Regions from separate parts of the Homo sapiens genome. Here region 1 is linked to region 2. Evidence: chromatin loops called from intact Hi-C (ENCODE). Cell type or tissue: K562. All regions are shown on one strand.

Evidence for each region. A loop is a pair of places that touch in the nucleus more often than their neighbours do. Peaks named below come from ENCODE experiments on the same cell type or tissue, not always from the same donor. Only the 100,000 strongest peaks of a DNase experiment are listed, where the experiment ranks them.
Region 1: a loop joins it to region 2, with 10 times the contacts of the local background. A loop is called at or near these places in 4 of 110 quality-filtered maps.

What each region holds. Positions count from the first base shown.
Region 1 is chr11:63,023,211-63,025,710 of GRCh38, reverse strand. No RefSeq gene overlaps it. Among named protein-coding and RNA genes, the nearest start is that of SLC22A8, 8.6 kb to the right of the region's middle. In K562, a CTCF peak has its summit at 1,452 (motif pointing right); a DNase peak (open chromatin) is centred at 1,470; H3K27me3 peaks cover 974 bases.
Region 2 is chr11:62,785,344-62,787,843 of GRCh38, reverse strand. It overlaps TAF6L (TATA-box binding protein associated factor 6 like), which reads right to left. Exons shown (of 11, transcript NM_006473.4): 10 at 1,456-1,584; 11 at 502-1,327. The coding sequence ends at 548. It overlaps TMEM179B (transmembrane protein 179B), which reads right to left and starts at 442. Exons shown (of 5, transcript NM_199337.3): 1 at 317-442. The coding sequence starts at 412. It also overlaps a transcript of TMEM223 not described here. RefSeq lists a silencer at 812-921 and an enhancer at 1,172-1,371. In K562, CTCF peaks have their summits at 52, 567 and 1,161 (motif pointing left); DNase peaks (open chromatin) are centred at 493 and 1,153; H3K4me3 peaks cover 1,613 bases.

The sequences.
Region 1 (2,500 bases), 240 kb before region 2:
GTGATGCCTGCCACTATGTTATGATGCAGCACTAAGGCCATCACTAGATGCAGTACCATGCTCTTGGACTTCCCACCCTCCAGAACCATGAGCCAAATGAATCTCTTTTTTTATTTTTTTTAAATTACCCAGTCTGTGGTATTCTGTTATAGGCAACAGAAAATGGACAAAGACAATGTGGGGAGAGAGAAGCAACAGAGCAAGTGCAAGGATGGAGGCAGAAGAAAAATAAAAACTATACCCTACTTTGCACTCTACAAAATCCAGCCCATAAAATGACCCAGTTTCACAGAGATAAGACAATTTCAGATCATGACAGGTGCTATGAAGAAAATCAAACAAGACAGAGGTGATAAGAGTATGGCTAGAAGGTAAGGCAACATTGGAGTGGCTGGTAAGAAATGAAATCCCCAGAAAAAGAAGGTGACATTTGAGATGAGACCTTGATGACAAGGATGACCTGGCAATGTAAGACAATCAGGAGAACAGCATTCAAGTCAGGGTAACCAATGAGGCCAAAGGCCTGGAGGCAAAAGGAGCATGGAGTAATATCTTGGTGAGGGAGAGGTGGCAGAAAGTACTGAGGCAGGAGAGGTGATCACAGACCAGATCCTGTTGGTCAAAAAGAGGAGTGTGGGGAGAATTTTAAGCAGGAGCGTGACTGATCTAACCTAGTTTTCTAGATGTTATGGCTGCTTAGTAGAAAAAGACTTGTTGGGAAGGGCCAAAGTGAAGCCAGGAGACCATCAAGGAGGCAGTTTGCAATCCTCCAGGTGAGAAAGTATGGTGGCTTGGACCAGGGTGGTAGCAGTGAGGTAAGCAGTATTGCTCTCCCCACTTTACAGATGAGGAAGCAGAGGCCCAGAGAAGCTAAGTGACTTGATGAAGCTCATGCAGCCCTTAGGTAGCAAGATGCTTAAAATGGTAAATTTTGTGTTATGAATATTGTATTACTTTTTATTGTAATGAAATATATACAACACAAAATTTACCATTTTAACAATTTTTAAGGGTACAATAAGTGGCATTAAGTATATTCACGATGTTGTGTGACCATGACTATTATCCATTTCCAGAAATTTTTCATTATCTCGAATAGAAACTCAGTACCCATTAAACCATAACTCCCCTTTTCCCCCTCTGTGAGCCCCTGGTAACTTCTGTTCTACTTTGTGTCTCTGAATCTACCTGTTCTATATACCTCCTATAAATGGAATCATAAAATATTTGTCCTTCTGTGCCAACTTATTTTCACTTAATGTTTTTGAGACTCATCCAGTTGTCATCGTTTCCTTCCATTTTAAGACTGAATAATATTCCATTGTATGTTATACCACATTATGCTTATCCATTCATCTGTTGATGGAGGGCCGGGACTTTTACCAAGATGTCTGATTCCAACGCTATTCTGGTTGGCTCTGTTGAGCCCTGTGCAGTACCCGCTATAGCCACCAGAGGGAGCAGAGGGAACACCAGGCGGGCGCACTGCAGGCACCGGGCGGTTTCTGGGAAGAAGAGGAACAGATGCAGCCTTTTGCACACAAAATCTTACACGCAGAAACCATGCAAATAGAGGGAAGCTGGCCGCCAGGAAAGCACCCAGACTATAGAATCGGCCACAAGTGGAAGAAAGGAGAAGGAAGGGTTAGGGCTGGAAGGAGCTGCCCCTGTGATCCTGGTCCAACCCCTAAAATGGAAACAGAGGCCTCTGGCCACCCACAGTTTCCCTGACAGCTGTCCTCAGCGTGAACAACCTCCGTGCTGAAGAGCTCAGGAGGGAGGCGGAGGGGGGCCGGTCCAGTAAGGCTCGGGTTCCCATTTCTGCCCTTCTCCAGCAGCGGCGTGACCTCCAACCTGTGGCTTGCACATTTTACGGATGAGGAAACTGGGACTTGGAGCTGTTGATTGTCCAGAGCAAGTGGAAGAGGCAAGATCTGAATGCCACCACGTGCCTTGTGATTCTCTTCTCCAAGCTCAGCGCCCTGGTTTCTTCAGCCGCATCTCATGATATGTGGTCTTTAGGACTCTTCCCCACCTCATCTGGTTGGCCAGCCTCCCTACAGGCGAAACGTACAAGGGTCTGTGGCTCTTGAGGCTGGTCTGACCACCGTGGCCTCCCTCTTCTGAGCACCCAGCCTCTAATAATGCTACCCAAGTTTGCCCTGGCTGGTTTTGGCAGCCACCTCATGTTGACTGAATTTCTGTCAGTTTCAATCCCTCGGCTTTTCTCACATGTGCTGTTGCTAAGCCATTTCTCCCCCACTGCATCCTTGTGCAGCTGGGTCTTTGGATGCGAGTCCAGGAACTGACATTTATCCCTGTCAAATTCATCTTGTTCATTCATCTGACAAACATTTGTTCAGTGCCCACGCCATACCAGGCACCAGGAATACAGGAACGAAAGACAAGGCTCCTGGCCTAAGGAGCTCACATTGGTATTCATCACAGCCGTAGCCACTAGTGAGTGAGGGGCTACTGTGTGCCAGGCATACAGCCTCTG
Region 2 (2,500 bases):
TTCTGCACTGACTTCTGTTTCGGAACCACAGTAAGGCTGTGCAGCAGGAGCCACGAAACCCGACTCCACCTAGTGCTTTAAGACGCTACTGACCCGTCCCTTTGGCGAGGGGACAACTTCGAAGTATGACCTGGCCAGGAGGAGCCACAAAGCGCGATTAGCCTCGCTGCATTTCAGGTACAGGCCGGCGCCAGCCGTGCCTCACCAGGTCCACCGGCTCCGAGCAGCAGCAAGCCCGGTCGGAAAGCGAAAGTGGCCTCGCCATGTCCAGACCGGCCAGCTCCCCCGCCTACCTGACCCCGCCCCGCAGCCGCACCTGGGTCCGAGTCATCGCCGCGGCCGCCACGGCCCCGCACAGGAAGGCGGCAGCAAAGAGCGCAAGCTCGACGCGCTGCAGCCAGGACAGCGCCATGGCGCCCTGACCACCAGGAAGCGCCGCTGCAGCAGCACCCCGCCCAAAGCCCACCTTATCCGGCGCGACCCACGAAGGTGGAGACGTCATTTCCGGGGGCGGGATTTATTTACAAGGAACGAAGGGGCCACTGACTCAGAGCGGCAAGTACAGCGAGTAGTCCGAGAGCGCCCACCGGCGGGCGGGGCGGCTGGTACGGCCGATCATGGGCAGTTTCTGCACGTAGCGCGAGGCCGGGCTAGGCCCGTACGGCGCGGGGAAGGCAGTCTGGAAAAGGCGCCCGCGGCAGCGCCTCCCAGCCTGCCGCCCGGCTATGATGAAACGAAAGTGCGGGGCGCCGCGCGGGGCGAAACGGCTCTTCTGGAAAACGTCGCGGGTGCCGGTCCCGGGGCCCTGCTGCCGGGGTGCCCCGCGCGCCCGATGCACGCGCGGCAAGGGCCTGCTCTCAGAGGCGGCGGGCCCAGAGGCCGACGCGGGGCCGCCTCCGCCGCTGCCCCGGGGGCTCTCGTCGCCGTGCGGGCTGACTATGGCGCTTGCCGTCAGCTGCGGCATCTTCCGCACCGAGTCCGGGGCTGCCGCCGGCTCCTTCTTGTCCCCGGGCGGCCGCGGAGCCGTGGGTGCAGGCTGGCCGGTGCCAAAGCGTGTGGCCAAGCTGTCACCGAAGAAGGCGTAGAGCTCCCGGTAGATGTCGGCCAGGGTCACCGAAAGAGAAGGGTCCTCCGGCCCCGCGCCCCCTGGCGGCAGCGGGAGGCCGGACCCAAAGCTGGGTTCTGCACCGCCCCCGGAGGACGACTCTTGAAAGAGAAGGCTGTCCCATGGCAGGTCGTCCAGGCGCCGGCACCCCCTGCCACCTGGGCCACCCCTGTTGGGCTCTGCTGCCTGGGCCTTCATCTTCAGCAGTCGCTCTACCGCCACCTGTAAGAGCCAAGGACTAAGATAGGCAAAAAATTCGAGGAACCTGGGCCCATCAAATATTCCAAAGTAAGCCTGCTTGGCTGCTAAGCTCATGCAGGGAAGGGAGGCTGGAAGGGGACGGTACTCACCAGAATGGCTCCATAGACTTTGTGTCCATCTGCTTTGACCTGGGCATTAGATACTGAATAATCATCCAGCACAGCCTGCAAGTTTGTCCAGTAGGTGGACAGGTGTGGGTACAGGACTCGTTCTACTGCCTGGAAGGAAGAGAAGGAATACAGTTAGCATGTCTTTGATACTTATTCCCTCTCAAGGACCCTTTCCCATGAAAGACCTACCTTTATCTCTGATCCTAGACAGGGCTCAATCCTCCTAAATTCCCTGATTGGCATATTCAACCATATATTTATTTGGAACCTACTGTATACCTAAGCTAGGCATTGGGAATAAAGATAAGGTACAAAGGGAGACAATAAAAAATATACCCAATATCACTGCCCTGTGTGCTAAATAATGCTCATTACTGACAACTCCAAAATTTAGTTTGCATACTGCTACCCTATACAATCAGGCAAGTACTGGCTTCACTTAGATGTAAACTGAGACTCAGTTCAAACAATCTGCATAAAAACAACCAACCAGAGACTTGGACTCTGATTATACAATTTAAAATCCTGTGATTGGACAGGCGCTGTGGCTCACGCCTGTAATCCCAGCACTTTGGGAGGCCGAGGCCAGTGGATCACCTGAGGTCAGGAGTTCAAGACCAGCTTGGCCAAGATGGTGAAACCCCATCTCTACTAAAAATACAAAAATTAGCTGGGCGCAGTAGCAGTTGCCTGTAATCTCAACTACTTGGGAGGCTGAGGCAGGAGAATCACTTGAACTCGGGGGGCAGAGGTTGCAGTGAGCCGAGATCACACCACCGCACTCCACCCTGGGAAGCAAAGTGAGACTCCGTCTCAAAAAAAAAAAAAAGAATTAACTATAAGGAAAATACCAGCTGGGCCTATAAGGAAAATACCAGCCGGGCGCTGTGGCTCACGCCTGTAATCCCAGCACTTTGGGAGGCCAAGGCAGGCGGATCAGGAGGTCAGGAGTTCGAGACGAGCCCTGGCCAGCACAGTGAAACCCCGTCTCTACTAAAAATACAAAAAATTAGCCAGGTATGGT